7 separate regions of the Homo sapiens genome follow, and all the other regions are linked to region 1. Evidence: chromatin contacts called from ENCODE Hi-C or POLR2A ChIA-PET data. All regions are on one chromosome and are shown on one strand. Each heading gives the region's core, a stretch centred on a gene start or an enhancer-like site at or near the end of the contact. The rest is flanking DNA. Distances are from core to core; before and after follow the strand shown.

What was found. A loop is a pair of places that touch in the nucleus more often than their neighbours do. ChIA-PET counts read pairs that join two places held with the same protein, here RNA polymerase II (POLR2A). Pooled maps may share reads with other maps.
Region 2: a loop to region 1 is called in a pooled map, with 10 times the contacts of the local background. The contact joins the promoter of ALAS1 here to the promoter of NAA80 in region 1. A Hi-C loop is called at or near these places in 5 of 50 pooled maps.
Region 3: a loop to region 1 is called in a pooled map, with 13 times the contacts of the local background. The contact joins the promoter of TMA7 here to the promoter of NAA80 in region 1. A Hi-C loop is called at or near these places in 5 of 50 pooled maps.
Region 4: a loop to region 1 is called in a map of naive thymus-derived CD4-positive, alpha-beta T cell, with 8 times the contacts of the local background. The contact joins the promoter of DUSP7 here to the promoter of NAA80 in region 1. A Hi-C loop is called at or near these places in 1 of 168 maps with a recorded cell type or tissue (naive thymus-derived CD4-positive, alpha-beta T cell), 1 of 37 single-sample maps with no recorded cell type and 9 of 50 pooled maps.
Region 5: a pooled map shows a loop between it and region 1 (5-fold over the local background). The contact joins the promoter of ABHD14A-ACY1 here to the promoter of NAA80 in region 1. A Hi-C loop is called at or near these places in 5 of 50 pooled maps. POLR2A ChIA-PET finds 5 or more read pairs at or near these places in 2 of 52 experiments (PC-9 and activated CD4-positive, alpha-beta T cell).
Region 6: a loop to region 1 is called in a pooled map, with 6 times the contacts of the local background. The contact joins the promoter of ARIH2 here to the promoter of NAA80 in region 1. A Hi-C loop is called at or near these places in 5 of 50 pooled maps. POLR2A ChIA-PET finds 5 or more read pairs at or near these places in 2 of 52 experiments (GM10248 and GM12878).
Region 7: a loop to region 1 is called in a map of B cell, with 9 times the contacts of the local background. The contact joins the promoter of MANF here to the promoter of NAA80 in region 1. A Hi-C loop is called at or near these places in 3 of 168 maps with a recorded cell type or tissue (B cell and naive thymus-derived CD4-positive, alpha-beta T cell) and 11 of 50 pooled maps.

What each region holds. Positions count from the first base shown.
Region 1 is chr3:50,297,043-50,301,319 of GRCh38, reverse strand. NAA80 (N-alpha-acetyltransferase 80, NatH catalytic subunit) reads left to right here and starts at 1,915. Exons shown (of 2, transcript NM_001200016.2): 1 at 1,915-2,107; 2 at 3,648-4,277. The coding sequence starts at 3,857. HYAL3 (hyaluronidase 3) reads left to right here and starts at 1,915. Exons shown (of 4, transcript NM_003549.4): 1 at 1,915-2,107. HYAL1 (hyaluronidase 1) reads left to right here. Exons shown (of 4, transcript NM_033159.4): 3 at 243-332; 4 at 520-1,427. The coding sequence ends at 837. RefSeq lists an enhancer at 2,182-2,321.
Region 2 is chr3:52,195,677-52,199,953 of GRCh38, reverse strand. ALAS1 (5'-aminolevulinate synthase 1) reads right to left here and starts at 1,794. Exons shown (of 12, transcript NM_000688.6): 1 at 1,699-1,794; 2 at 1,106-1,282; 3 at 514-744. The coding sequence starts at 712. RefSeq lists silencers at 1,553-1,632, 1,743-1,812 and enhancers at 1,953-2,172, 2,183-2,252.
Region 3 is chr3:48,438,301-48,442,577 of GRCh38, reverse strand. It overlaps TMA7 (translation machinery associated 7 homolog), which reads right to left and starts at 2,321. Exons shown (of 4, transcript NM_015933.6): 1 at 2,266-2,321; 2 at 2,120-2,175; 3 at 1,950-2,037. The coding sequence starts at 2,281. It overlaps CCDC51 (coiled-coil domain containing 51), which reads left to right and starts at 2,459. Exons shown (of 4, transcript NM_001256964.2): 1 at 2,459-2,590. RefSeq lists a silencer at 2,024-2,083 and an enhancer at 2,514-2,653.
Region 4 is chr3:52,054,478-52,058,754 of GRCh38, reverse strand. DUSP7 (dual specificity phosphatase 7) reads left to right here and starts at 2,184. Exons shown (of 3, transcript NM_001947.4): 1 at 2,184-2,905. The coding sequence starts at 2,389. RefSeq lists silencers at 1,124-1,483, 1,884-2,263, 2,464-2,523, 2,844-2,893, 3,604-3,673.
Region 5 is chr3:51,972,494-51,976,770 of GRCh38, reverse strand. ABHD14A-ACY1 (ABHD14A-ACY1 readthrough) reads right to left here and starts at 1,707. Exons shown (of 17, transcript NM_001316331.2): 1 at 1,567-1,707. It overlaps ABHD14B (abhydrolase domain containing 14B), which reads left to right and starts at 2,722. Exons shown (of 4, transcript NM_001146314.2): 1 at 2,722-2,806. It overlaps ABHD14A (abhydrolase domain containing 14A), which reads right to left and starts at 1,707. Exons shown (of 5, transcript NM_015407.5): 1 at 1,567-1,707. The coding sequence starts at 1,635. RefSeq lists silencers at 504-798, 1,404-1,783, 2,614-2,783, 3,004-3,153 and enhancers at 2,384-2,563, 2,597-3,533.
Region 6 is chr3:48,916,358-48,920,634 of GRCh38, reverse strand. ARIH2 (ariadne RBR E3 ubiquitin protein ligase 2) reads right to left here and starts at 1,793. Exons shown (of 16, transcript NM_006321.4): 1 at 1,637-1,793. It overlaps ARIH2OS (ARIH2 opposite strand lncRNA), which reads left to right and starts at 1,250. Exons shown (of 1, transcript NR_161301.1): 1 at 1,250-2,847. RefSeq lists enhancers at 663-1,413, 1,414-2,165, 1,891-2,360, 2,166-2,916 and silencers at 1,471-1,550, 1,621-1,720.
Region 7 is chr3:51,383,447-51,387,723 of GRCh38, reverse strand. It overlaps MANF (mesencephalic astrocyte derived neurotrophic factor), which reads right to left and starts at 2,433. Exons shown (of 4, transcript NM_006010.6): 1 at 2,288-2,433; 2 at 1,389-1,516. The coding sequence starts at 2,381. DOCK3 (dedicator of cytokinesis 3) reads right to left here. Exons shown (of 53, transcript NM_004947.5): 53 at 3,526-4,277. RefSeq lists a silencer at 2,238-2,607 and an enhancer at 2,668-3,017.

The sequences.
Region 1 (4,277 bases), core at 666-3,165:
TTGAGTGTGCACTTGGTGCCAAGTTCTGTGCCAGGCACAGGCAATTCAACATTTATTGGAATGATGTAGTCCCTGTCTGCATGGAATTCATAGGCTAGAGGAGGAAGCAGTTTGCCTCTGGTCCCATGGCCAGAGCAGCCCCAGGTGAAGGTTATGAATTATTTGTCCCATCTAATGGTGTTCCAGCAGTCTGCCACATGGTGGGAAGGAGGCCCCACAGAGCTGTGCTGTCTCCTTCCCAGGATGAGCTGGAGCACAGCCTGGGGGAGAGTGCGGCCCAGGGGGCAGCTGGAGTGGTGCTCTGGGTGAGCTGGGAAAATACAAGAACCAAGGTGAGCTTAGGCCTGGCATGAGGGTGGGGGTGGGGGAGGGGTGGGGCCATTAAGCTGACGGGGTAGACCCTGACTTACCCTTTCTACCTGCAAAGTCCTGGCTGACCAGCAGGTGAGTGCCTCAGTGCCCTGGGTGGGTCCATACATGGCCATGGTGTCCCTGACGCTATCCTCCCTTCCCACCTAGGAATCATGTCAGGCCATCAAGGAGTATATGGACACTACACTGGGGCCCTTCATCCTGAACGTGACCAGTGGGGCCCTTCTCTGCAGTCAAGCCCTGTGCTCCGGCCATGGCCGCTGTGTCCGCCGCACCAGCCACCCCAAAGCCCTCCTCCTCCTTAACCCTGCCAGTTTCTCCATCCAGCTCACGCCTGGTGGTGGGCCCCTGAGCCTGCGGGGTGCCCTCTCACTTGAAGATCAGGCACAGATGGCTGTGGAGTTCAAATGTCGATGCTACCCTGGCTGGCAGGCACCGTGGTGTGAGCGGAAGAGCATGTGGTGATTGGCCACACACTGAGTTGCACATATTGAGAACCTAATGCACTCTGGGTCTGGCCAGGGCTTCCTCAAATACATGCACAGTCATACAAGTCATGGTCACAGTAAAGAGTACACTCAGCCACTGTCACAGGCATATTCCCTGCACACACATGCATACTTACAGACTGGAATAGTGGCATAAGGAGTTAGAACCACAGCAGACACCATTCATTCCATGTCCATATGCATCTACTTGGCAAGGTCATAGACAATTCCTCCAGAGACACTGAGCCAGTCTTTGAACTGCAGCAATCACAAAGGCTGACATTCACTGAGTGCCTACTCTTTGCCAATCCCCGTGCTAAGCGTTTTATGTGGACTTATTCATTCCTCACAATGAGGCTATGAGGAAACTGAGTCACTCACATTGAGAGTAAGCACGTTGCCCAAGGTTGCACAGCAAGAAAAGGGAGAAGTTGAGATTCAAACCCAGGCTGTCTAGCTCCGGGGGTACAGCCCTTGCACTCCTACTGAGTTTGTGGTAACCAGCCCTGCACGACCCCTGAATCTGCTGAGAGGCACCAGTCCAGCAAATAAAGCAGTCATGATTTACTTAGCTGTTTACTGAGCGCCTAAAATGTCCAGGCCCCGGTATCCAAAGGGCACAGGAAAGGCTTGTCACTCTCACCAGATCTGACGTCAGTCTAAGGGCGGCTGCTTCCCAGGGTGGGGCCCAAATTTCAAGAGGAAGCCCCACCTGATCGGACCGTTTCCAAGCTGTCCTGGGGCAGGAGGCCGGCGGGAACCGAAGCTAGACTTGTCAGAGCCTGGGGCGGGGCTGGCGGAGGCAGAGCCAGCTGGAGGCGGGGCCTGCGCCTGGCTGAAGTGACGTGCTGGGCTGGGGCAGGGCCTGGAAGAAGCCAAATCGAGGCGGGACCTAAGCTGTGACGCAAGGAGAAGGAGGAGGGGCCTGTATGGGGCCGGGTGGGGAGGAGGCGGACTCAAATGGAGATGGGGTGGGGCTCAGCAGGGGCGGAGCCAGGGTAGAGACTGAGTCGGCGCCTGGCGGGTGTTGTGACGCGCAAACCAGGGGCGGGTTCTAAGCGGCGACGCGCGGGTGCTGGGAGGCCTTAGAACGCCGTGGCGTGCCGCAGGACGCGACGGCTGCAGAACATCCGCCGCACCGCTGGGGGCCAACGTTGTCGGACCGAGGAGTCCGAGGTGGCGACTGAGTGAGATACCCAGCTGTGCGGAGCTAGGACGCGGAACATCCCAGAGGCCAGCATCAACATGTCAGTACCGCACCCTTCCCATTTGCTGCCTGTAGGTCCACCCCGCGCGTGCGGTCCCCAAGTGGCCATGCCACCCTGCACGCCCTCCCCGCGTCAGTCGTTCGTTTCCAGACCATGCCGAGCCACACCTGCCCACAGAGTCGAGCTCTCGAAGTCCTCATTCCCAAAAGCTCCACAGCCTGTGACCCACTAGGAGGGAGGGGGAAACCGAGGCCCGGGAGAGACGGAGAAGCCACTCTCTGAGGACCCCGGAGCCCCGCCCACAGTGGGTGGGGTCGGCACTGAAGGGGTTAAGGCCGCGGGGAAGCCCCGGGCTCAGCCCTAGGGGCGGATCCTGGGGCTTCCTCCCTCTAGACCAAAGGGTGCGGCTGCTGCAGAGGTGGCTGATGCAGGTGAGGGGCTTACAGCCCTGTGAATGGTGTGGGAGGTGAGGGGAGGGGGGTGCCTGTTACTGACCAGTGTTTAATTGGCCTCAAGCTCAGGAGAGGTAAGGGGAGCCAGGAGGCCCCCTCTGGAGCAGGTGAGTAGAAGGAGGGGGCTCAGCTGCCCGCCCACGACTAGAAAACCCCCAGCATAGACCTGCCGGACGGCAGGACCTTGGTTAAGATGGGAAAACAGTAGGGTTTGGGCACAGGAGGTCTGGGCCCCCAACCTGGTGACCGTTGGACACCCTGTGGATATAGGAAGGAAGCTGTGGTCCTTATCTAGGGTGCCTGCGAAACTCAAGCCAGTGGGGAACCAAGCCTGCAGAGGCAATACTGCTGTGTGACTGTGGGCCAGGCCCAGTGCTGGTGCTGCTGGGGCCCCATCTGAGGAGACAGTTGGGTCTATATCCAAAGTGTCCTGAGATGGGCAGAGTTGGGAAGGGGGCCATGGGCTCCAGGTGGGGAAGGCAGTCAAGACAGGCCAAAGCTCAGCCTGATGGGTGCATGAGTGGGGCCCCAGGATCCACTAAGGCAGTGGGCATAGCCCAGGTAGTTGAAAAGGCTGGGAGCTGGAGGAGACTCGGAACATAGGGAGAAGAAAGGGACAGGAAGACTCCCGGGCAGTTTTTCCTATGGAGGGAACCTTGGGTAGGTTTGAGCAGGGGGTATAGTGTCTGCTTTGCATCTTCTATCCCATGCCCTAGTGGTGGACTAGGAGGACTACTGGAAGACAGAAGGCCAGCAAGTAGATTGGGTCGGCTGTTTTATAGACCTGGTGGTTACAGACCCCCTGTGAGGGGAGGTCCTGAGGAGGACAAATTTGTAGCCAGAGCAGGCTGGGGCCAGGACTCCTAGGTTCTGCCCCAGCCTTAAGCAGCTCATCCATCACTCCCAGCCTCCCTCCAATGTGGGGTAGACACCTGGATCTATCTGCCCTGCTCTATAGGGGATGGGTCTCTTCCAGGTCACCTGTGCTATCAGGTGAGTGTGGGACAAAGTGCAGCCCACCACTCCCCAGTTCCAGTATGCATGGTCCCCCCTGCACTCTGTCAGCCCTTCCCTGCTCCAACCCCACCCTCCCTCCTGGCACAGCCCAGCATGGCTGTTATCTACAGGAGGAGAGCCACTGTGGTCTGAAGAGATGCTACTGCCTGGAGACTGGGGTCTTAACCTCCAGCCTGGCACTGAGCCACCTGCAACCTAGCAGCAGGTGACCTTGGCTCCCAGCCTGACTCAGCTGAACCTGGATCCTGTGCATAGGCAAGAGCTGACTCTGAGCCCTGGCCCAGCCAAGCTGACCCCTACACTAGACCCTACACACCGGATGGAGCTGATCCTGAGTACCAGCCCAGCTGAGCTGACTCTGGATCCTGCGTGCCAGCCAAAGCTGCCCCTGGATTCCACATGCCAACCAGAGATGACCTTCAATCCTGGTCCAACTGAGCTTACCCTGGATCCTGAACACCAGCCAGAGGAGACCCCAGCTCCTAGCCTGGCTGAGTTGACCCTGGAGCCTGTGCACCGCCGACCCGAGCTCCTGGATGCTTGTGCTGACCTCATCAATGATCAGTGGCCCCGCAGCCGCACCTCCCGCCTGCACTCCCTGGGCCAGTCCTCAGATGCCTTCCCCCTCTGCCTGATGCTGCTAAGCCCCCACCCCACACTTGAAGCAGCACCCGTTGTGGTGGGCCATGCCCGCCTGTCACGGGTGCTGAACCAGCCCCAGAGCCTCTTAGTGGAGACAG
Region 2 (4,277 bases), core at 545-3,044, 1.9 Mb before region 1:
GATACTTGGAAGGCTGAGGCAGGAGAATCACTTGAACCTGGGAGGTGGAGGTTGCAGTAAGCCGAGACTGCATCACTGCACTCCAACCTGGGCGACAGAGCAAGACTCAGTCTCAAAAAAGAAAAATTAAATAAATAAAAAGCCGAAGGCCAAATGTTTAATGAGGGAAATTAGAAGGCTAAATGTTTAATGAGGGAAATTAGAACATTCCAATTTAATATTTATGTGAACGAGGCACTGAGGAAACACTAAAACCCCTATAGACACTAACGTGCAATCCAAAAACCTGTAATGTGCAACACTGGCCACTGTTTCACCTTTAAAGATGGAAAAGCTAAAAGTGCCTACCCTTGGGGGGACAATCATATGAGATAATCTGTGCTCAGAGCCCAGCCTGCACATAGCAGCCCTCTGTGAGTGAGTGTGACCCTCACCACCACTGTGGGGACTGCTTCTAGTCTACCAATGAGCACAAACACCCATACCTGCTCCTTCATTGTCAATGACACTTACTCTCACTGGCCGGAGGGGTTTCTTTGATCTGTTGGTAGTGTACTGCTGCAGTGGACAATGCCCGAGGGGCTGGCTTGGCCCCAACTTCCATCATCTTGGGGCAGTTTTGGGCATAGAACAACAGAGATTTGCCTGCTTTCTGCAGAAAGGCCTGGGGGACTCGGGATAAGAATGGGCAGCGGCGAACAACACTCTCCATGTTCAGGAAGTATGCTGGCTCCTGTGGAAAGACTGATGAAGAGTGACATCAACAGTTGTTAATAATCAGGCAAATATCACTGCAAGCTCACTGGATTCAGGTGTCAACCGCAGTTTATATAAAGGGTACCCTGGAATACTAACACTTCTCCCTCAAAAATGCCTAAGGACAGCACTGATGTGAGCTAAGGAATGGTGACCACACTTTACCCGGGTCACCAACTTCTTCATTCTCCAGCGCTACACAAAGGCACCTGCAAAGCAACTTCACCAAATGAATACTGACAGTACATAATCAAGGGGGCGGAAGGATGAGGGAAAGGTCAAGAACAGGTTTGGGAGGCCAGAGGTTTCTTAGGGAGATGCACAGTGCAGATAAGACATCTTGGCTTACATCTAGGTGGAGAAGAAGCCACTCATCCATCCAGGCAGGGAAGACTCTTAGGGATCCTGACTTTCTCCTGGTCCCCACATCCCCTAAACCCGAGGAAGGGGTCCAGCAGGGTCCCGAGTCCCTGAAGCAAGGATTCCTCCGTGGTCGTGTCCCCACAGCGGGAAGAACTGGGCATAACTGAGAAAGGAGGGGCACAAATGAGGGTAGGGGTATGAGGGCCAGCGCCTTGGGCCTCACTGGGGACGCGCAGGGGCTTATAAAGTCGAGGGAGTTGAGTCTGGAGAAAGAAGGCAGTCCTCCGGCAGTGGGGGTCAGAGGTGACCCGCGGTCGAGGTCTCGAGAATGACGGGAGGGGTATGAGAAGGGAATTCTAAAGCGGCGGGTTCAACCGGGAATAGCCGGAAGGGGCCGAAAGGGGGAAACTGAGGCGGCCGTCTAGGCAAAAGATCTGGAGGATAAACGCTGACCTCAAGGCGGCGGGTGACTGGGACAGTGGGGGATGGGGTCCCAGCACCCGGGGCAGCGGTGCCACGGCTGGCAGGACACCCCGGGGCTTCCTCGGCCGGCGCCGCACCTACCGCGCGGGCCCTCACCTGCGCTGAGGACTGCAGAGGCGGCGGCGAAGGAGGCGGGCACTCAAGTCGAGAAGTCCAAACGAAACGCTCGTTGCCCTTGTCCGGGAGCAGCCTCAGGCCGCGATCGCCGGCGCCTTAATATACAGCGGGAGTGACCGCTGCGCATGCGCCTTGGGCGCTGCCTTCTTCTGCGCAGGCGCGCCGCGTAGCCCTCGGCGAGCCGGGGGGGCGGGGCAGAGAGGCCCACTTCTTGGGCTCTGCGGATATCGGTGCTGCCGGGGATTCCCCGGCTCGCCTGCAGGGAGGAGGAAGCGCTAGGCGGTGGGCGGACGAGGTCTCTTTTCCCGACCTCATCCTGCACCCTCGTGCTGCCTCCCCACCAACTACCCTGGGCTTCAGAACCCTACGCCCCAATTGAGTATAAAATGGCAAGGTCGAGGCGAGGTGCCGCTAGGGCCAAGTTGGGGGCTACAGGGTTGTTAAGCTGGGTGTCTTGGACATGGAGGAAGAAGGAGATCCAAGGGGTTCTGGGCCGGGGTGTTAAGCAGGATCCATCCCGCCTGCGGCTTGCTTTGGAAACTGTGAACAAGGGCTTCCCGGAGGAGGTGGAGCTGGCTATATCGCCCACAAATGGAGTGGTCCTGGCAGGATGCGGAAGAAGCGGGACACTCAGCTGTGGCACTTTCTGGTCTAAGATGATCCAGAGGGGACAGAGGAACAGGGCTAGGGTGGAACCCATCCACTCCACAGCTCTGAGCACTTGGGGAGGAGGGGAAGGCACAGGGCCTGACAATAGTTAGCGTGTAACAAATATTAGCCACTATTTTTATTTTCCATCCAGGGTTGTCTGAAGCCCCTTGCTGGCCACCCTGGGCACCAGCAGGGTGGCTTAGGCCTCCATGCCAAAGGTCAGCGTTGGGCCATACCTCCATTGAGTTTCCCGGGTACAACACATAAAGTGTAGGGCTTGGCAAACCCGTCTCAGGAATGTCAGTCTGGCTTCCTTGCCCCACACCCTTCCCAGCTTGGCTTGGGCTGTGTTGGGCTGGGCCTGTGCCAGGCTCAGAGGTACTCTCCTCCATTCTTGAGGAAAGGGCCTTTGAGGGTATTCCTTTCCCAGCTGAGCATTAACAAGAGGGACAAAGTCCAGAATGATGGTGACCAGGGTGTGTCCAGGTACTTTGCATTTCTGTCTCTGAGCACCCAGCTGGCTGCAAGGCAGGTGAGGTGAGTCTCCACCTTCAGAGGAGGCACCTGGGTTCAGAGTGGCAGTGGGACCAGTCCAGGATGAGGGCTTTGGTCTGAGAGCTCGAGACCCAGTTCTGTGCCATTCAGCCAAGAGATCCTGGGCAGTGCCCATCACCCAGAGAAGATGAGAGAGAAAAGGTCAGCACTTGGACTTGGACCCAAGTGCAGCTGGAAGTGGGAACAGAATAAGGATGATATTGAGTGCTTTGCTCATCTTTGGGCCTTGCTTTCCTTATCTGGGCAATAGGATCATAATCCCTGAAATGCCTGCCTCACAGGTTGTTTTTGTTGTTGTTGTTATTTTGTTTGTTTGTTTGAGACAGAGTCTCCCTCTGTTGCCCAGGCCGGAGTGCAGTGGCACAATCTCGGCTCACTGCAACCTCTGCCTCCCAGGTTCAAGCGATTCTTCTGCCTCAGCCTCCTGAGCAGCTGGGATTACACCACCACGCCCAGCTAATTTTTGTATTTTTAGTAGAGATGGGGTTTCACCATGATGGCCAGGCTGGTCTTGAACTCCTGACCTCAAGTGATCACCCTCAGCTTCCCAAAGTTCTGGGATTATAGGCTTGAGCCACTGCGCCTGGCCCTCATAGGGTTTTTTTGGGGGTGATCAGAGCCAAAGCCAAAGCAGAAAGAACTGGATAGTGGAGTTGGGCATGGGTTTCAAACCCAGCTCTGAATCTTACTTGGCCATAGACTTGGGCAGGCCACAACCTCTTCAAGGCTTGGTTTCCTGATTTGTAAAGCTCTCCCGCCCTGCCACTTGTGGCTGGCAGGAGGGTCAGGTGAAGTCCTGTATTTCAGAGGCTTATTGTTTAAACCAGCCAGTCCCTAGCCCTCTGGGAGTTTCCTGTTTAATATAGAGAAAGATTGGGAAACAAGGCCGACTCACATGGAAAGTGAAATAGAGTGTTGTAAGCAACTCCAGATGGAGGAAGAGGAGGAGGCTATTACTCCAACAGGCGCTGAAAGAGGAGGATCCCAACCACGAGGAAGGCTTCCAGAAGAGAAGCGGGTGCTGGTTGGAAGGGTGGATCTACATGCGACTGGGAGACTGTGGGTGAAGCCTTGGATGGAAAAGGCTCAGCCCTGTGGGGGTGGCGGTTGGGGGGTCAGCGTGAGTCAGCCCAAATAGCTGGGCAACGGGAGTATGGTCAGGACCTGACGCCAAGAGGTCAGACCAGAAAGGCCCTAAATGAGCCACGGGGTTTCCCAGTGTCAGGGCCCAAAGAACCACCCCCAGGGTACCGGTCAAAATGCAGATTCCTGTGCCACACACCTTTGATTTTGACCCAGAAATCTGCATTTTAACCAGCTCCCCTTTCTGATGAGGTAAGGGTGAGGTATCT
Region 3 (4,277 bases), core at 1,072-3,571, 1.9 Mb after region 1:
CAGGAGGCTGAGGCAGGAGAATCACTTGAACCTGGGAGGCGGAGGCTGCAGTGAGCTGAGATCATGCCACTGCACTCCAGCCTGGGCGACAGAGTGAGACTATTTAAAAAAAAAAAAAAAAAAAAGTGTAGGGTTACATATGCCTAATACAGGAAAGAAGATCCAAAGGGGCCTGACAAAATAAACCTTAAAATAAAAATCAGATGATGCTCAATGAGAAACAACTAGCATAGAGTTACACTAAAGACTGTTCTTTCCCCTATACACAATCACAGATTAAAAGAGGGTGCAAGATACCTTTTTTTTTTTTTTTTTTTGAGATAGGGTCTCATTCTATCTCCCAGGCTGGAATACAGTGGCGCAATCCCAGCTCACTACAGCCTGAACTCCCGTGCTCAAATAATCCTCTTACCTTGAACTCCTGGGCTTAAGCGAGGCTGCCTCAGCCTTTTAAATAGCTGGGATTACAGGAAACGGGCCGCCACCACCACCACGCCCAGCTAATTTTAAATTTTTTCTGTAGACAGGGTCTCCCTTTGATGCTGTGAACTCCTAGCCTTAAATAATCCTCCTGCTTAGGCCTCCCAAAGCACTTGGATTATGGTCAGCCCATTCTGTGCCTGGCCCCTTACACCATTCTGAAAAGGAATCTCAAGAGCTAGAAATCTCAGTGCTGGGTAGGTAAACAATAATGGATCAAACCCACTGGGAGAGAGGTCTTGGGAAGCCCTAGATGACACTCCCACCATCCTTGTCTCCATCATGCCTAGCATGGCTCACAGTGCTCAAATGGGGGCATAAACAACTGTGGAGGAAATAATCACTAGTTGGATCAATGTAAAATAATGCTTATGATGCACATAAAGTACTAGAACTGCTGGGCCTGAAAAATATTTTGAAATGTAATGAATTTCTCCTACATAAAAGATGTAAAAAAGGTGGAGGATTCAGTTAGAAAAGCATATGGAGCAACAGCACACTGAAGAGCCTGGACTTTATCTTTTAGTCTAGGCATACCCAGAAGTAAAAAGACTCAGAAAGCAAAAAAGCATATATTAGAGATAATATAAGCAGTACGAAAAAAAAAAAAAAGTTGGCCAGGTGCTGTGGCTCACGCTTGTAATCCGAGCACTCTGGGAGGCAGAGGCGGGTGAATCACTTGAAGTCAGGAGTTCGAGACCAGCTTGGCCAACATGGTGAAACTCCGTCTCTACTATAAATACAAAAAAAAACTGGCCAGGTGCGGTGGCTCACGCCTGCAATCCCAGCACTTTGGGAGGCTGAGGCGGGTGGATCACGAGGTCAGGAGTTCAAGACCAGCCTGGCTAAGATGGTGAAACCCCATCTCTACTAAAAATACAAAAATTAGCCGCACTCCGTCTCAAAAAAAAAAAATTAGCCAGGCGTGGTGCCAGGCGCCTGTAATCCCAGCTACTTGGGAGGCTGAGGCAGGAGAATTGCTTGAACCCGGAAGGTGGAGGTTGCAGTGAGCCGGGATCACGCCACTGCACTCCAGCCTGGGAGACAGAGTGAGACTCTGTCTCAAACAAAACAAAACAAAACAAAAAAACTTCTAAGTCAAGTAAGGTTCAAACACTAGAAGGCAGTGAAATACGAATTTGGGGCAAAAGATTGCGGACGACGTCAGACTTTGAGAAACTTAACTGTGAATCTGCGTCTGAGGTAAATACATTTCACTGTTTCCGTTTCTGCAGCTCTTCCTAAGGAATGGAAGCCCAGACTGCCTGGGAGGCAGGAGACCTCGTTTCCAGCTCCCGGCCCTTACTGCCGCTGCAAATCCTAGACTGGCTAGAGACCATTCGCTGCAGCGGACGTCGGAAAACGAGACCTCGCAGTTCAGGAGGCAGGAAAAAGACATGCCCGCGCCCTCATCCCAATAGGTGCTCATAGCGTTTGGCCAGCTTGAGCTCCATTCGGCCCCCACTTACCCAAGGGCCCCTTCCCCGCGGCCTTCGCTTTTAGCTCCTCGAGTTTCTTCTGCTCCTCTTTTTGTTTCTGCTTGAAAGCCTTATCTTCCTGGGGAGAGGCAGAGCGTGTTCAACTCAGGCCTGTCTCCCAGCGCCCCCGCACCCGCCAGTGCCTCCGCGCCCGCCCTCACCTCGTCCATCTCCTTGGCCTGCTTCTTGGGCTGTTTCAGTGGCTTCTTCTTGCCACCTGTGGGCGACACGAGCACGTTCGGCCTGCCCCTGCCGCCCGGTCCCCACCCCGCCGTCCCCGCAGTCCTCACGGTTCCGGAACACTTACCTTCGCGGCCGGACATGGCGCCTGCCGCCGCTTCCCCAGACCCTGCCACCGGAAACGGAGCGTCTGCCCCACCCTTTGTCGTAGACAGCGAGGCGGCCCCGCTGATTGGCTCCTAGTCAGGAAGTTGAACTCTCGCTACCGGATGCGGCGCTCCAGGGGCGGGTACTAACAGGTCAGAGGTCAACTGAGTGGCAGACGATTGGTCGGGCCACGCCAGGTACGAGGAGCTAGGGTTGTCCTGCCAGGGTAGAATCGGAACCGTAGGAGGGGTACTTAACCGGACGGCCTACCAGGCCTGTGGCCGTGCGCGGGAAGAGCACTGCAGGTAGACAGCAGGGCATGTGCATGTGCAAAGAGCTTCAAGCTCGTCGCTTTCCTGGAACCAAGGAAAGCACAGCTTGGGTGGAGGGAGATTAGGCGGGGAGATGGCAGAAGTGGACGGGAGTTATATCACGTGGTCCTATAGCTTTGGAAAACCCTGTAAGGAGTTTTATAATATAGTCAGGGGTGCAGCAGTTTGCGAATTCTGTTTGTTCATCTATGAAAATGGTCAAAAAAATTTATTTTGGTGATGGCCATACAACTCTGTTAATATAGTAAAACTACTGAATTGTACACATTGGGTGAATTATATGGTATGCAAGTTATATATCAATAAAGCTTTTTTTTCTTTTCCCCCCGAGATGGAGTCTTGCTCTTGTCTCTCAGGCTGGAGTGCAATGGCACGATCTTGGCTCACTGCAACCTCTGCTTCCTGGGTTCAAGCGATTCTCATGCCTCAGCCTCCCCAGTAGCTGGGATTACAAGTGCCCGCCACCATGTCCGGAAAATTTTTGTATTTTTAGTAGAGACGGGGTTTCGCCATGTTGGCCAGGCTGGTCTCGAACTCCTGACCTCGTGATCCCCCCGCCTCAGCCTCCCAAAGTGTTGGGATTACAGGCGTGAGCCACCGCACCCAGCCAAAGTTGTTATTTTTTTAAATAACAGTGCTGAGCGCTGGGATGCTACAGTGTCCAGAGATTAGGCAGATGAGTACATTTTTTGCTGGGTACGTACTATATGTAGGTACCAAGCTGAAATTCTAGTGAGTGAGACAGACTATAACCAAAGCAAATAAATGGGATACATGTTGCAGGTCATGTGATATATGCATGGAAAAAATAAAGCAGAGAAAGTGGGTCAGGAGTGCTAGGGTGGGAGTGGGATGGCCATATCTGATAGGGTGCATGGGGAAGACCTCCCAAGGGGCTACTATTTGAGCAGGACTTGAAGAAGGTGAGGGAGCGAGCAGCACAGATAGCAGCTGTCGTGAAGGCCCTGAGCTGGGGACAACTTGGTGCGTTCCAGCAACTTCAAGAAGGTCCATGTGCTTGGAGTGGAGTGAGGAAAGGGAGACTAGTGGGAGATGAGGTCAGAGAGGAATGAGAGCCAGTGGGTAGGTTCCCTGTAGGCCATGGAAAAGACAGGCTTTTACCTTGAGAGAAGTGGGGAACCATTGTAGAGGTTGAGCAGAGAGACAATGGTTCCACCTGTGTTTGGAAAGGAACACTGACTGCTCGACTGACAATAAATTGTAGGGGCTGGAATAGAAGCAGGGTGACATCTGTCAGGAGGCTCTTGGGATAATCCAGGCTAGAGATGTGATGTGGGTCACTGGGACCATTTGGTAGCAGTGGCAGAGGTGAGAGGAGGAGGGATCCTGGATTTGGAAAGCCAGGGGCATTTGCTGATAGATGGATGTGAGGTGGGAGAGAAATGAGGAATCAGGGGTGATGCGAGGTTGTTGATCTGAATATTTGAACTTGGTATTGCTGTCATCCATGATGGAGAAGGCTATGGGAAAAAAAGGTTTGGGAGGGGAAGATGAGATCCCCATTAGATTTTCAGGCAGAGATATAGGTTGGGAAGTTTGATAAATGAGCCTAGAACCCTGGGGAGAGAGGTCTGCGCTGGAGGAGTCAAGAGTATAGTTCTGTTTTTTTTTTAAAAAAACAACTTTATTGATATATAAC
Region 4 (4,277 bases), core at 935-3,434, 1.8 Mb before region 1:
CAGGCACTCAGAAGCGAGTATGCTTCAGCGCCGTGGGACACGCGCCCAGTCTCACTTGAGGACAGCATGAGCCTTCTGTTGATGTGACTCTGGCCTGCCCCTCAGGGATGTCACCCTGACTTATTGGGCACTTGACACCTTCTTGAGCTACCATGGACCCGTCTGGGGAGGGAACACCAAGACCAGTCTCTGCCCTAGAGAAAGAGGGGTCTGTGTTCATCCTGTGGTAGGCCTGGGAGAGCACCCAGACCGGCATCCAACCCCATGGTGGAGCAGAGGGGAGAGGTAGCCAGGCCTGAGTGGAGGATGGAGGCTCCACTGTTGTCACTCCGGCTCCAGGCAGGCTGGTACTCAGGAGGCCCTCAGCAAGGCTTGCTGAGTGAATGGTGCACTGCTCAGCAGCTCACCCTCCCCTGGGAGTTTGCTCAGGCCTCTTTTTTGAGTGCTGCCTCCATCCCTGACAAGCAGCATCCAGCCTGCCAGCCGAGAGGCCTGTCCTCAGACCACGTCCTCCCAGCCGGATGGATTCATAGACGGATTGGGCTCAGTCCACACTAGCACTCTCCTACACTGGGAGACCCAAGGCCCAGAGGGAAGAACCATACTAAGGTCACAGGACACACCTGCAAGTGGCAGGACAGAATCTGGGTCTTGGCATCTTGGGCCCTGGAAGCTCTTTCCACAGGCCCAGGACCCCCAGGACAACCTTGGGCGGAGAGTTGCTTCTCCTTTCACACTCTGAGAATGTGACTGTGGGAGAGACCCCTGCTCCTTTGGGATACAGCCCTGTGGCCCAGGATGAAACTCTTCCGAAAGACTATCCCTCGCTTGAAAGACAGGCGGGGACTGCTCCTGAGTCACCCCTTTTCGTGCCTTCTGGTCAGAGGTTAGCGGAAAGCTCAAATCCTCGGGGTTCCAGAGGCCGTCCCTCAAGCACCACCGCTCCCCCAGTCAGGGATGGGGGCAAGGTGTCTCAGAGCCGACCAGCCTCGGGCGGAGTCGGGGGGTTAAGCCCCAAGGAGGGGCACCCCGCCAGGCAAAAGAATGGACCAGATAGACGGCAGGGTCCAGCCTCAAGCTGCCACCCTGGCTCCGTAGGGAAAGCACTGCAGGTCCTACGCAAGCGCGCCGCCTGCGTCTAGCCGCTTTGTTCTAGCGCTACCTGCGGGTCCATTCACCTCCGCTGCCCCGCCTGCCTGCAAATCGACACACAGGGCGGGCGGAGGCCCCGCCCACTTCCCCGCCCTGGGTGGAAACCGCGGCGGGCCCCGCCTCCCTCCGCCACCGCCTCTTTCGGCCAGGATTGGCCATCTGCATGGCAGGCGCCCGCCTACCGCGGAAGTTGATTGGTCCGTTGAGAGGGAGGCAGGGGAAGGAAAGCTGATTATAAAGGAGCATTCCCCTCCCACCGGCCCCGTGGAAAAAGTCACGTGGCGCTTCACTGGGCGCCTGTCACCACCCCGCTTGTAAAGCTTTCTTAAAGGGCTCGCGATCCCTTCCCAAAGCTGGTCCTTTCTAGGATTTCTCCACACCTGCCCACGGAAGGTGGCACGGCCCTGAGTCTTCCTACCCCGCCAGTTGCCCAGGTCCTGATTTCCCATCAGGCCTGCTGGCGTGAGACGCTCTCCCTCAGGTCTGGAGCCTGTGACCGTCAGGGGAACGATGAGGTCCTCTGAAACGGTGACCGCCTAGCACAGTGCCTGGCACGTAGTAGGCGTTCAGTTCTCATTTGTTGAATGAACTCGATGACAGAAAAAATGAATGGGATGACAGGCGGGAGGAGGAGAGGTTGCTCAGCTTGACCATCCCCCCCACCACGCCCCGTCCCAGGAAAACTATGCTGTTGTGAATGTGGGGTGGGGGTGCCAGGCATAGGACGCCCCCAGGGCCTCTCTTCCCGCAGTGTCCAGAAGAGCTTGGGAGCACGCGCAGAGTGAACCCATGAGGGCGTCTAGGCCGGGGTCCCTAGGCGGATCGTAGTCAGCTCCGAGCTAGTCCAGGGGGCAACGGTGCGGAGGCGGTGGGGGAGGGCCCCGCCGCTGGTCTCCCGGGCTCGGGTCGCGAGCGCGCCCGCATACCCCGTGGGGAGGGGCGGTGGAGGCGCTGCGCCTTTAAGCCCGGGCGCCGGCCCCCGCGGCCCCGCCCCCCGGAGAACGCCTCGGCGCGCGGCCGCCGGAGCCGCCGTTTAATTGGGGCTGTCAGGCCGCGGTGCGCGCGGAGGGCCGGGCGGGCGGGCGGGACGGAGGCCGGGAGGCCGGGAGGCCGGGGCGGCGGGCGCGCAGCTCGGCGGGAGGCGGGCGCCCGGAGACGCGGCTGGGGCCCGCGCGGCCGGGGCGCCGTCCCAGGGCAGGGCTGCCCGGCCCCGGCCCCGGGCCGCCCGCGCTCCCCATGAAAAACCAGCTCCGCGGCCCCCCAGCGCGGGCGCACATGTCGACTTCGGGGGCGGCGGCGGCTGGGGGCACCCGGGCGGGGTCCGAGCCCGGTGCGGGGTCGGGGTCCGGCGCAGGCACCGGGGCGGGCGCGGCGACGGGGGCAGGGGCCATGCCCTGCAAGAGCGCCGAGTGGCTGCAGGAGGAGCTGGAGGCGCGCGGCGGCGCGTCCTTGCTGCTGCTCGACTGCCGGCCGCACGAGCTCTTCGAGTCGTCGCACATCGAGACGGCCATCAACCTGGCCATCCCGGGCCTCATGTTGCGCCGCCTGCGCAAGGGCAACCTGCCCATCCGCTCCATCATCCCCAACCACGCCGACAAGGAGCGCTTCGCCACGCGCTGCAAGGCGGCCACCGTGCTGCTCTACGACGAGGCCACGGCCGAGTGGCAGCCCGAGCCCGGCGCTCCCGCCTCCGTGCTCGGCCTGCTCCTACAGAAGCTGCGCGACGACGGCTGCCAGGCCTACTACCTCCAAGGTGAGGGCGGCACCGAGACGCCTTACGGGATCGGGGCCCCCCCGCGACTCCCTGACGCCCCCCTTGGAGGCGCTTTCCTCTCCACGCGCTCGGCCTGCCCCTCTGGGCGCCACGTCGTCCCCGGCCCGCATCCGCCCTCCTGGAGCCGGGTCCCCACTGTGTGGTTTGGCAGGCGCGGGGCTCCCTCTGCGCCCCCTTTCTCGGCACGATTCGAGTGGGTGGAACAAACTTTCCCCTGCCTGGGGTTTCCTTTTTTTTCCTGTTGATGGGGCGACAGTAGTGCCTGGGCTCCAGTGGAGCCCCTCAGAGGTGGAAGGCGCCGCCTCCCAGAACCCTAAAAGCGGCAGGGCGCCCAAGTCCAGCCTAGAATTCGTGTTTCTGGAAGGCCAGGATCAGGAAGGGCACCTTTCATAGCACCATCCTCACCTCCAGCGCATGGAGACCATTTGGGTTGGGGTCTCCTGGATCCGGGAATTGCTTCTTCCACCGGAGAATTGCCGCCTCTAGGAGGCGCTTGGGGCAGGGTATGGGCAGGCTCCATTGCCCTGGCCCGGGTCTCTCGGGACCCCCAGGTCCCTAGCCTGCTGCCCCGGAGCTTGCAGAAGGGAGAGGTAGCACCGGGGGGCGAGTGGCTGAGGCCGGTGTTTCCAATTAACATTCCAAAATGGCCTCTTGCTGGCAGCGGGGCGGGCGGGAGGGGAGGGGAGGCCTGCGGCACCCTCGGGCGCAGGGCCCATGCCTCGCTGCAAGGGGCTCCCCATTTCTCCTGTCCCTGTATCGCCCCAGTGGCCCTCCCCCGCTGCAGGTCCAAGGCTGGGGGTGGGGCTTGTGTTCTAAGGGAGGGTTCTAGAGAAGTGGAGCCAGGACCCCCTTCAAAAACCTGCCCCTGCTGGGGGAAGGGGCCAGCCAGTACCTTCCCACTACCCTCCCCAGCTGTAGTTTCGGGGCTGGGCAACCACTAGACTCCCGTTCAGGAAGCCCAGGACCTCTCTGCCTCTAACTGAGCCAGATGTGGCTCTGGCACCTGTGGTCTCATCTATAAGAGGAGTTTGCCAACCCAGAGGTGCTGGCTAAGATGGGGTTGTCTGCTTTTCTTTACCACTTAGCTGTTACTGAACACCCATGGGTGCTAGGTGTGCGTGGGAGCTGCAGAAGAGGAATTAGCTGGGGCCTGTCCTCAAGTGCCCTAAAGCTGGTGCCATGGCTGGGGGCCCCGAAGTGTTATGGGTACCAGTTTGGAGTCCAGGCACGTCACTTCACCTTCTGGGGCCTCAGTTTCCTTATCTGTGAAGTGGTCATGGTTTAGATGGAGAGAACACGAGAGAGGGCACACGTGTAACATGCTTGGCATGGCCCATGCTGACCGTGGGTG
Region 5 (4,277 bases), core at 458-2,957, 1.7 Mb before region 1:
CAGGGCTGTCCCTGTCATTTCTTGGGCCTAGGATGAGCACGCCTGCTTCCTTCCAGGAGTCCAGCAAACACATCTTTATTTTATTTTTATTTTTCTGAGACGGAGTCTTGCTCTGTCGCCCAGGCTAGAGTGCAGTGGTACAATCTCGGCTCACTGCAACCTCCGCCTCCCGGGTTCAAGCAATTCTCCTGCCTCAGCCTCCCGAATAGTGGGATTACAGGCTCCCGCCACCGCGCCCGGCTAATTTTTGTATTTTTTAGTAGAGACAGGGTTTCACCATGTTGGCCAGGCTGTTCTCGAACTGCTGGCCTCGTGTTTCACCCGCCTCGGCCTCCCAGAGTGCTGGGATTACAGGCGTGAGCCACCGCGCCGGGCCAGCACATCTTTATTGAGTGCCAACTGGGCGCCTGCCCGAACTAGGAGCCGGGGGCCCGTCTTGGTTCCTATTCATCCCTCCGGGATGTTTTGGGGATGTTTCCTGAGCCCGCATCCCCAGGCTTCGGGGTCGGGGGGCTTGTGAGCCACAGCAGCAGCCGCCTTTCTGCTGTTTCTGGAAAACCAGGACCTAGTGGAGGAAGAGCGCGTTCCTCTTTTCTTCCAGACCACTAACAACCTCAGACGCGCGTCTCTAACTGGGCGTTAGTCCAGATTCCCACCGGGCGCGAGGGACATTTCCTTGCTGCCCACTCGGGGCGCCCCCGCGCTTCTCCAAAGCGGGAAGGGCGGGGCTTAGGCTGTTGCCTTGGCAACCGAGGGTGCCCGCAGTACTAGGAAATTGTAGTGGACCTGCAGCTGGCCGCCTGCGGGGGTTTGCGGGGGGCAGGGTAAACTGTGCCCGGGTTAGGTCATTGGAATATGCGTTGACAATGACACACAGGTGCACACACGCACAAATACGAGTCTTGCCCCCACACGCTTTTCTTTTGCACAAGCTATTCCCTGCATGTACATGCAGCCTCTTTGCACACACACTGGCCCGTGTGCAATTAATCCCTTGTAATGGTACCCTCTACATCACGCACACAGTCAGGCATCAGGAAGCCAGAGAGACTGATGGAGATGCACACTTTGAAAACCACAGGCTGATCCTCAGAAATACTCAAGCACGGTCATACACACAACCGTAAGACTACACATTCACACAAGAAAGGCACATGCACAGGAAAGCAGACACGCACACACACACAAACCCCCAGAAATGCACACACGCAGACAGGTAGACACATACCCTTAAAATCACACGCACACAGAAATACACTCGGAAGACATAACGCTGACACAAGCAGGCAGACATCAACGAACACACCCCCCCCCCAAAAATATAAGCGCGCAGAAACCCACTGACGGACACCATGCAGACACACAAGCGTACACATACACCCAGACCCCCAAGAACATATGCAGACCCTGCGCGCGCACACACATTACACGCGCGCACATGCACATTCGCGGCCCCAGCGTCTGCTTCTTCCGCGGGACTCTGCCCCGGGGCGCCGGGGCAAGGGGCGGGGTAAAGACGGCCCTCCCCTGGGCCACCGGCCGGCCTCCCTCCCCCGGGAGACTCACCGGGCCCAACGGGATGAGCGGGCGGGCCCCGCCCAGGCGGAACCAGCAGCCGCACAGCGCCCCGACCATGGCTGCCTCCGCAGCTCCGCGGGCCGCTCCGGCTCTAGGCGGCCAGGAGCGCGGCCATCTCGGCGCGCCTGCGCACTCCGCAGCCGCGGGCCTGCAACCCAGTTACCGAGTCGTCTGCGTGGAGGGGGTGCTGGGGGCAGAGCCCCAGCGCTCTCTGGCCCGCTCCCCGCCCAGATTTTCGGAACTGTTTTTGGCTTGAGAGCCGGCGGAGAGCCATGTGGCTTCTTCTCAGTGGAACATCTCCACCCTGGCTCAGTTCTCTGGCCTGTATAATGGAGTTAAGGATAAAACCCACCGCACAGGGTTGTCCTAGGTTCTTAAGGACGGGTCAAGCCTCAGAACAGTGTCCGGAGCAGAGGCCTCGTTGTGTAAATGCCAGATATTGTTATGCAGCAGCTCCAGGTCTTGGCCGACCCACTTTCCTGACTCCTACCCACTCCTCCCCACCCCCTCCCCGACGCACACCCACGGTCAGAGCCTGGGCTGGCCCTGGGCTCGTTCACGTCTACTCATGGCGCCTGCCCTGGTTGGCGATGTGTTACCAACGTCTGGCCTGTCCCAGCCCAAGGCTCCGCGTGGCGACCAGGCCCAGCACTGGGAGGCTGTGCAGAGCGTGGCGTTTACTGCTTATTGCTACTCTGCAGAGGTTGGCAACATCTGACCCGCTCTACTGGCAGGAAACAGGCTCGGGGGCATTGGGAAAACGATCAAGGCCACTTGGCTGGACACTGGCGGAGCCTCGCACTCAAACCTGTCGGGCCTCAACTCCGTGCCAGGCCAACAAGTTGCCCTGGGCAGTTCAAGCTGGGGATAAGGGGGATGGGGAGCAGGAAGACAGCAGCAAGGATGCGATCCCGAAGGAACTTTCCTCCTCAGACTGCTCCATGTCCATGTGGGGCAGGTCGCTGAAGAGTTCGAAACCGTGCTCAGCACCGCGTTTGGGGCATGTGAGACCGAGAGGCTTTGGGAAACTGACGCCGCTGTGAGAACGAGTTTAGCGGAGTCTATGGACGCTGCGAGCTTGTGGCCACAAGAGGGCGCCCCGGAGCACGGCCCAGTCCCCGCCCCCGCTGGATGGGGCCCGGCCTCTTCCCAGCGTTCCTCCTCCGGCCCCAGGTCACCGCCAGCACGCGCCTGCTTCCCGTCTGCGCGAGTCCACGCAGCTCCCCAGGTACCCGCCCTGCACTCCTGACCCTTTCTTCTCTCCAGTCAAAATCCAACCCCACCTACCCCAAGTCTTCCTTTCTCGGATCCCTGGGTCCCCTCCTTGGGAGTTGCCACCATTCCCTCCCGGTGCTCCCTTCCAGAGCTAGCGAGCCAGAACCGTAGTCCGCGGAAGCAACCTGACCGCGAGGTCAACGCGTTGGGCCCCAGGTGGCAGCGCGTTGAGCACCCCGCATCCCCGGCGGGTCGCCTTTCCCACTGGGCGCTTCGGTTTCCGCCTCTAGAAAATGGGCTTTCCGGTGTGGAAGCGCGCCTGTGGTTCCAGCTACTGGGGGTGAGCCGGGAGGATCACTTGAGCCCAGGAAGGTCAAGGCTGCAGTGATCCATGATTGCGCCACTGCACTCCAGCCTGGACGACAGAGCGAGACATCTTCTCTTAAAAAAAAAAAAAAGAAAAAAAAAAAAACCGAAGAAAATGGGCTTTTAGTTCCGGCGCGGTGGCTCACGCCTGTAATCCCAGCACTTTGGGAGGCCAAGGTGGGTGGATCACTTGAGGTCAGGAGTTCCGGACCAGCTCGGCCAACATGATGAAACCCCGTTTCTACTAAAAATATAAAAATTAGGCCGTGCACGGTGGCTCACGCCTGTAATCCCAGCACTTTGGGAGGCTGAGGCGGGCGGATCACGAGGTCAGGAGATCGAGACCACCCTGGCTAACACGGCGAAACCCCGTCTGTACTAAAAAAAAAAAAACAAAAAATTAGCCGGGCGTGGTGGCGCGTGCCTGTAGTCCCAGCTACCCGGGAGGCTGAGGCAGGAGAATGGCGTGAACCCGGGAGGCGGAGCTTGCAGTGAGCGGAGATGTGCCATTGCACTCCAGCCTGGGCGACAGAGCGAGACTCCGTCTCAAAAAAAAAAAAAAAAAAATTAGCCAGGCATGGTGACGCACGCCTGTAAACCCAGCTACTCGGGAGGCTGAGGCAGGAGAATCGCTTGAACCCAGGAGGTGGAGGTTGCAGTGAGCCGAGATCATGCCACTGCACTCCATTCTGGGCAACAAGAGTGAAACTCTGTCCCAAAATAAATAAATAGAATAAAATAAAATAAAATGGGCTTTTTACCCCAATTTGGGCTCCCTCTGGCCTGCATTGACAACTCATGACCTGTAACTTACCGTTGATTGAGCACTGAGCCCTTACTACGTGCTAGGCATGGTACATGCATGGCCTTATTTAATCCTATCAACCACCTATGAGCTAGTACTATTGAATTATCCCCATTTATAGAAAAGGATAATAACGATGAGAATAAGAACAGTAATTGTAATGGAGCCCCACCACATATTGAGGTTTTACAGCAGGCACCCCCACTGATAATTTTTCTGTTTTTTGTTTTTTTGAGATGGAGTTTTTCTCTTGTTGCCCAGTCTGGAGTGCAATGGCGCGTTCTCGGCTCACTGCAACCTCTGCCTCCTGGGT
Region 6 (4,277 bases), core at 544-3,043, 1.4 Mb after region 1:
AGCTGTAATCCCAGCTACTCGGGAGGCTAAGGCAGAACTGCTTGATCTGGGAGATGGAGGCTGCAGTGAACCGAGACTGCACCACTGCACTCCAGCCTGGGCAACACAGTGAGACTCCGTGTCAAAAAAAAAAAAAAAAAAAGAAATTGCTCACAGGCTTCTCACCAACCAAATATTTAGGTGGGGAAAACTCCAGGCTCCTCCAAAAAAAAAAGAGAGAGAACTCCATTTCATACTAAATGTTCTAGGTGCACATTTAAATGAAAATTTAATTTTTAATCATCTCAAAGTTAAATATCCGAATTCTACTTGAAAAAGTGGGCCGGGCACTTTTTCAAAAAAAATTTTTTTAAAGGTCATGCACAGTGGCTCACGCCTGTAATCCCAGCACTTTAGGAGGTCAAACCGGGAGGATAGCTTGAGCCCAGCAGTTCAAGACCAGCTTAGGCAACCTATTAAGATCACGTATCCACAAAAAATTTTACAAATTAGCCAGGTGTGGTGGTACGTGCCTGTGGTCCCAGCTACTTAGGAGGCTAAGAAAGGAGGATCACTTGAGCCCAGAAAGTCGGGGCTGCAGTTAGCTGTGATCGCCGCCACTGCACTCCAGCCTGGTGACAGCAACTTTGTCCCGCCCACCAAAAAAAAAAAAAAAAAAAATTTCCTCCAGAGCCAAAGTCACATGTTCAGGGGACCTAACAACCAACCATCCTGGGCTTGCCCACCACGCACAGAACACGTAAGTTTTAGTGAGTCTGAAGACGTTTACTCCAGATATGATCACTAGCGCTGAATTCAGGTCATTTACTAACTACACCTCCGAAGAAAAACGACTTGGCACAAAACTAGAAATCAGCAATTTCGTTTCAAAATCCTACACTTTGTATCTGTCTTTTCTAATACGGTGACCACTAGCCACATGTGGTTATTTAAATTTAATTACACTTAAAAAGTAAGTAAAATTTAAAATTTAGTTTCTCAGGTGCACTAGCCTACAGGTCAAATGCTTAACGGCCACGTGTGGCTAGTAGCTACCATGCTGAACAGCAAAGGTAAAGAACATGTCGCTATGACAGAAAGTTCTATGGGACCAGGCAATGAACAGTACTAAGGAGAAGTCATCCAAGAACGCGGCTGCCCAACCAGCTTCTGGCGAGGCGGCGGCACAGCTCCGGGGCCGCACATCCCTAGGGGCGCCGCGGGCTCCGGGATATTCGCGCGGACGCGGAGCCCGCGAGCTGGGGATACCCTCCACAGGCGGGCGTTAAACCGCGCGGGCAGCGCTGCGAGAGCTCCCAAAGATGACTCGAGTGGTGAGCCCCGAGGCGGCGCGTTTCCCCGCCGCGCCAGACAGGGAGAGAGGGCCTAGATGTGCCGGCGCCGGTTGGTCAGAGGCGGTGGCCTCTGACCTTTCCGAGAGCTGAGAAGGCGGCGGGAGGAAAAAAGGCAGACACACGCTGGGCGCCCGGCCGCTGACGGCGGGTAATGCTCGGACAACGTGCCGGCGACGGGGAGCGCCCGGGCCTCCCGGGCGACGGCGAAGGCGGAGTCCCGGCCCGGCCAGGGAGGCGCGCGGAGAGGCCCCCCCAGCGGCCAGCCAAGGTAAACAAGGCCGTGACGTGCGCCGCGCACTTACCGGGAGCTGCGGCCTCGCGGCCGCTGAGCCCGAACAAGCCAGACCGGGTCAGGCCGGGCCAGAGGGACCGGATTGGGGCGAAGCGGCAGCGGAGGCGGCGGGCCGACGCCGGTCAAGCCCGCGCTGCTTCCTCCAGAAGAGTCGTCCCCACAGCTCCGGAAGTGCTTGGCGCCGTTGCGTCACTTCCGGATCGGGGTCGACCCACGGTCGCTCGGGTCGCGACAGGCTCCCGGCTAGAGGGCCTGTTTAGCGCCGCCTCCTTGAAACTTAGCGCTCTGACCCAGAGTCTGACCAGGGTACGGCAGGCGCCGACCGCGTCTGGAGCCACTATTCGCCTACCAGCGTCTCCCGTCGAGATGTTTTTAACCAGCGCGTTTCTCACCGGCTTCTCATTTCACTGTTTGTACTCCGGGATCGGGCACGGAGAAGACATCCTGGCGTCAGTGGAGCAGATAACCATTGTTTCTCGGCCGCTATCTGGTCAGAGGGGAGCTGGGCCGGGAAATTCTGCCTACACCCCGAGGCGGTCGCAGGGTGGCCCCAGAGCCGCAACCACACCAGGCTTTCGCTTCCCCTGCCGAGGCCTCGTTCGCCGCGCAGTTCTCCGACTTACGGTCACCGTGCAAGATTGCATCTTAACTGCCTTGCTTGCAGTTTCTTTTCACAGTATAGGAGTTGTCATCATGACTTCCAGTTACCTTCTGGGACCGGTTGTCAAATGATGTGGCTAGAGACGGAGGCTCACTCAGATTGTTGCTGCACCACAATGGAAATGCCAGTATGAAGCCGCTGATGTTAGGAAGGCTCCAGGTTGTGCAATTCCATAGACAACAAATCAAATCATTTCCAACCATACTGGAGTCGCGTATATACATATTCAAGACACCTGTGCAGGCCGGGCGCGGTGGCTCAAGCCTGTAATCCCAGCACTTTGGGAGGCCGAGGCGAGTGGATCACGAGGTCAGGAGATCGAGACCATCCTGGCTAACACGGTGAAACCCCGTCTGTACTAAAAGTACAAAAAAATTAGCCGGACGTGGTGGCGGGCGCCTGTAGTCCCAGCTACTCGGGAGGCTGAGGCAGGAGAATGGCGTGAACCCGGGAGGCGGAGCTTGCAGTGAGTCGAGATGGCGCCACTGCACTCCAGCCTGGGCGACAGAGCGAGACTCTGTCTCAAAATAAAATAAAATAAAATAAAAAATAAAACAAATAAAGACACCTGTGCTGGCTGGTCGCTGTGGCTCATGCCTGTAATCCCTGCACTTTGGGAAGCCGAGGTGGGAGGATCGCTTGAGCCCAAGAATTTGATGTAGTGAGACCCCCCTCCTTTCTACAAAAAAATTAAAAATTAGCTGGGCGAGGTGGCACACACCTGTGCATCCCAGCTACTCAGGGGGCTGAGGTGATATAGGATCGCTTGAGCCGAGGAGGTCGAGGCTGCAGAGTGCCAAGATCGCACCACTGCAGTCCAGCATCGGTGATAGAAGGAGACCCTGTCTCAAAACAACAATAACAAACCATACAATGTAGAAAGCCATTAAAAATCATGCCGCGTGGCCGGGCACCGTGGCTCACGCCTGTAATCCCAGCACGTTGGGAGGCCGGAGCCGGCAGATCACGAGGTCAGGAATTCGAGACTGGCCTGACCAGCATGGTGAAACCCTGTCTCTACTAAAAATTTACAAAATTTGCCGGGCGTGATGGTGGGCGCCTGTAGTCCCAGCTACTCGGGAGGCTGAGGCAGGAGAATTGCTTGAACTCGGCAGGCGGAGGTTGCAGCGAGCAGAGATCGCGCCACTGCACTCCAGCCTGGGGGACAGAGCGAGACTCTGTCTCAAACAACAACAACAACAAAAACCTTGTCGGGTGGACTGCTCTGCCTATGGAGTAGCAATTACTTTTTTTTTTTTTTTTTTGAGACGGAGTCTCGCTCTGTCGCCCAGGCTGGAGTGCAGTGAGAGAGCCGCTATCTCCGCTCACTTCAACCTCCGCTTCCTGGGTTCAAGTGATTCTCCTGCCTCAGTCTCCCGAGTAGCTGGGACTACAGGCGCGCACCACCGCGCCCAGCTAATTTTTTTTTTTTTTTTTTTTTTTTGACGGAGTCTCTCTCTGTTGCCCAGGCTGGAGTGCAGTGGCGCGATCTAGGCTCACTGCAAGCTCCGCCTCCCGGGTTCACGCCATTCTCCTGCCTCAGCTTCCCGAGTAGCTGGGACTACAGGCGCCCGCCACCACGCCTAATTTTTTTTGTATTTTTAGTAGAGACGGGGTTTCACCGTGTTAGCCAGGATGGTAATTTTTGTATTTTTAGTAGAGACAAGGTTTCATCATGTTGGCCAGGATGGTCTGGATCTCTTGACTCCTTGATCCGCCCACCTCGGCCTCCCAAAGTTCTGGGATTACAGGCGTGAGCCACTGCTCCTGGTCTCCTTTGTTTCTTTACTTCTCTAATAAACTTGCTTTCACTTTACCAAAAAAAATGAAATAAATCATACTGGGTGGCAGGGCATGGTGGCTCAAGCCTGTAATCCCAGCACTTTGGGAAGCCAAGGTGAGAGGATTGCTTGAGCCCAGGAGTTGGAGACCAGCCTGGGCAACATAGTGAGATTCCATGTCTACAAAAAAAAGAAAAAGTTTTGGCCAG
Region 7 (4,277 bases), core at 1,184-3,683, 1.1 Mb before region 1:
GGACAATGGCCTTCAGGAGGTGCTTGAGAGCCATCTCCTCCAAACATACTGACACCTTGAAACATCATCTCTCTGTAGGGCCTTACTTGTGTTTTGAGATAGGGCTCCCTGTCACCCAGGCTGGAATGCAGTGGCATGATCACGGCTCCCTGCAGCTTCAATCTGTTGGGTGGTGATCCTCCCCTCTCAGCCACCCTAGTAGCTGGGTCTACCGGTGTGGGCCACCACACCCAGCTAACTAAAACAATTTTTTTTTTTTTTTGAGATAAAGTTTTGCTCTGTCACCCAGGCTGGAGTGCAGTGGCGCAATCTTGGCTCGGCTCACTGCAACCTCCGCCTCCCAGGTTCAAGCAATTCTCCCTGCCTCAGCCTCCTGAGCAGCTGGGATTACAGGCGCCTGTCACCATGCCTGGCTAATTTTTGTATTTTTTAGTAGAGATAGAGTTTTGCCATGTTGGCCAGGCTGGTCTTGAACTCCTGACCTCAGGTGATCCACCCACCTCGGTCTCCCAAAGTGCTGAGATTACAGGTGTGAGCCACCACGCCTAGCCTAAAAATTTTTTTGTGCAGACAGGATTTCACCACTTTGCCCAGGCTGATCTCAAACTCCTAAGTTCAAGCAATCCTCCCACCTTGGCCTCCCAAAGTGCTAGGAAGACAGGCATGAGCCACCGCACCTGGCCCACAGCGGCATTTTTCGGTGCCCTGCCTGTACTGGTAGTCAGATTCAGCCAGTGTAAACCCTGGACTCTTAACACATGCTCAGTCCAAGCTGACAGCCACCAAATGAATTTAAGTGTCACCAGGGTTCAAACCTTTAACAGAGAGAAAAGCCAGAGACTGTCAGAGAAATTCAAGTTAGAAAACCCATTGCTTCACTAGGGCTTTTGTCTTGGATTCGGCCCTTGCCTATCCTGTAGGCACCCTGTCACCTTCTCCTGTCCACATACATGCCACACTCTTTCAGGCCTCTGGGCACTCACACTGCTGTTCCCTGTATGGGATGGTCTTACCCCACTTCAATGATAACCCTTCCTCAGAGACTTCTTGGCCACTCTAAATCAGCACCTGCTGGTCCATTTTCTTCATGACACCCAGACATTGCATTATTTGTGTGTCCGACTGTCACTTCTTTCCCCTGATATTCCCAGTGCCTAGCACATAGTAGGTGCTTAATAAAGACTAACAGGATAAAAAAAAATCACAGTTGCAGAACACATGCTGCTTTGGGAAGGACATAGAAGCACTTCAGTCTTCTCACATTAGTTTATGGAGAGAGTAGCTGGCTTCCTGAACAGAGAGGTGGGCAAGGCCTTTTATCAAACGGCTGGTGAAGCCGAGGGTTAACATGAGCCAGGGCCAGTTGGGGAGGATCACCAGCTACTTACCAACCGATTCTCTTTGCCTCTTGCTTCCCGGCAGAACTTTATAAGTTCGTTTTCAATAGTGGCTGGTGAGAATGTGACATCTCTGTCTTTGAGGTCCTGGTAAAATCTTCCCAGATAAGAAATACAAACTGGAAAAGAGAGGGACGGGAGATGCTCAGCAATCACCAAGCTGTTCCAATCCACCAGAAAAGAACTCCGCCAGCAATTTTAATAGGAGACACGGAGATGAATCATTAGAGGTGAGCTTTTCCATCACCGATTTTTCTCAGGTGTCTACAGGTAGACAGAACCCGGTTCCAAGTGGCGGGGGTCCCCTGGTACACCCAGGGCATCAAAGGACCAAGCATCACCCAATGACCTATAAACGACTTCTCCCTGCTCCTTTCATCAAGTTTAAGCCCATGGTGAACACGTGTCCTTGAGACGGGACTCACTGTGACCTCATAAATGGAGAGACTGGAAGGTGAAGAGAAAAATGATCAAAATGCTGCTGCTAATTTCCAAATACAACAGCGGACCCAGAGGTGCAGCTTCGTGATCCCAACAGACAGGGCGCAGCACCCACGGCCAGCCCTGGAGCTCCCGACGCCGAACGGGGAGCGGTAACCTCTAGATGGTGGTGGGGACAATAACTCAGGAGTGATGGAGATTTCAGGACAAGTTTTCAACGGGATCTAGTCTCAACTTTTCTTCGTCGGACCAATGTTTTCTAGGCCCAAGAAAGATTTACTAGGGCGGGCGCCGGAGCCTCCTCATGCAGGCCCCGCGGGGACCTGCTGTCGCCCCCGCCCCCGCCCCCGCCCTCGCCCTCTTGGCCCCGGCCGTCTGGTGATGTTGTGGGGTTCAGCGCCGCCGCCAGAACGGTCACGGAGCGCGGCCCCCGGCCCCCTATCCCGCACCTTCGCAGTCGCCCGGCCGCAGCGCCCGGCTGCCCGGCAGCACGCTCAGAGCCAGCGCCACCGCCAGCCCCTGCGTGGCCCACATCCTCCTCATCCTCCTCATCCTCCTCCTCCTCCTCCTCCTCCGCTGCCGCCGCCGACCGACTGAACCGCACCCGCCGCGCCGCACCGCCTCCAAGTCCCGGCCGCGCGCCGTAGCTCCCCATTGGCGGGGGGCCCCCCGGCGCCCTCCCACATGCCACTTCCCCATTGGTCCAGGAGCCGCGAGCCCAGACGGGCGGCTCCACGCTGCCCTCCCTCATTGGCTGGTGGTGTCTGAGCCCTAGACAGTTGTCGGCCGCTGATTGAACCCGGGCTGGCCGCAGGAAGCGACTACAGCAGCGACGGAAGCGGTGTGGGCCGCCATCTTGGGTAAGGGCAGCGACTGTGGCTGAGGCTGGGTACTGCTAGCTGAATGGGGTTCGGCCACGCCTTACATCTGTTGAGTTGACCCGCGTACCCCTGCCCTGGGCCCCAGGCTCCCTCGAAAACCCCTGCTGATCTCCTCGCCCGGACTCCGACTCGTGGTGCAGGAGTTCTGGGGTCAGCCAAGACAACAGGTTAGGCAGGAAGGGCGGGCGGCCGCAGGCAAGGCTCAAAGAGGTTTCTTTTTTCTTCTTTCATTCGCGTGGGCAACGGATCCAACCTTTGAAAGCCCACCTGCTGATCCTCCACCTGACCGGAGCCCGCCGTGCATAGGCTGATAGGAGACGTGCGGGGTGGACGGACTGCGGGACATCTGAAGGAAGGGCTCAAGGCGCGCCAAGCTCAAAGCTGGGCCGCCACTCTAGACCGTGGAGGGAAGCGCCCGGGCCAGATCATCGGTCGAGGACATGGGGTCGCCTCAGAGTGGGAAGGTGAGGGGCTCGGGAGGTGCCCTTACAAGCTCTGAATCGTGGCTTGGTGGCTGGCCAGCCTCCTCCTGCCTCCCCGGCTAGGCCCTCGGGGTCCCCCGCTGCCGTGGGACCTCCTGAGTGGGGTCCCGGGAATCACCAGAGAAGCACTGGAGGATGTTTCCTTTTCGACTGCCCTCCTTTCAAGTGCCCTCCTGGCTGCCTGCCTTCAAGGCAGGATGCGGGAACCGTTGGCTCTACTCAGTGCAAAAAGGACATGTCTATAGGGCTAAAAAGGGCTTGGAGCCCGGCGACAAGGGTTGGAGAGGGGCACATCCTCTGCTCCCATTCAGTGAATTCAGTGGATCAGTATCACGTATTTATCTTTAATTCACATCACAGCAGTCAAGGAAGTGGGGAAAGGGGGAAAAAAAATCAAGTGGCAGATATTTACATCTAAAATTCACATTACTTGTTGGATTTTGAACATGCTACCACAATATATACAGTAAAATACCTCTTGGGACAATGGTACAAATTTTGTTTCCTTTAACTTTGCTTTTCTGGTACAGGTAAGATCATTTTTAAATCACTTTTTTTCTTTAAACATGAATACACAAAAGAAATGGTTAGAAGTTTCCTTGTTTTAAATAAGCACAGAATGCGGGAGGTTAAAAACACATTTATAGTGCTGAATACCAATTGGACATCACACTCTATACATTTTTTGCTCAAATTCCTGTACAAATACACAGCATTCAAATAGGTATTTACAAATAAGCTTGAAAGAATGAAAATCAGTATTTTACAATCTTTTCAAAGGGTTCTCATCTCTGGCCTCCCATTTCCCCTCAGACTGACTTATTCTCCAACAAAAGGGATTTCAGAATGTGTCCTTTTCATTTAGTTAGGGAAAATGGAGAGGGAAAACAAACGGTTTCACCTTGCATAATGCGAAGCCAAATGAACCCATACTCCCCTCCCTACCTCTTGTGCCACCAAGTGGAGAAGGTAGCTGTTCTTATGTGATGACTGCCTTGTCCAGGGATTGACTTTCAGAAGTGCCTTAAAATCTAAGCCCTCCTACCTATGAATCAAATCCAAAACTAGCCCCTAAC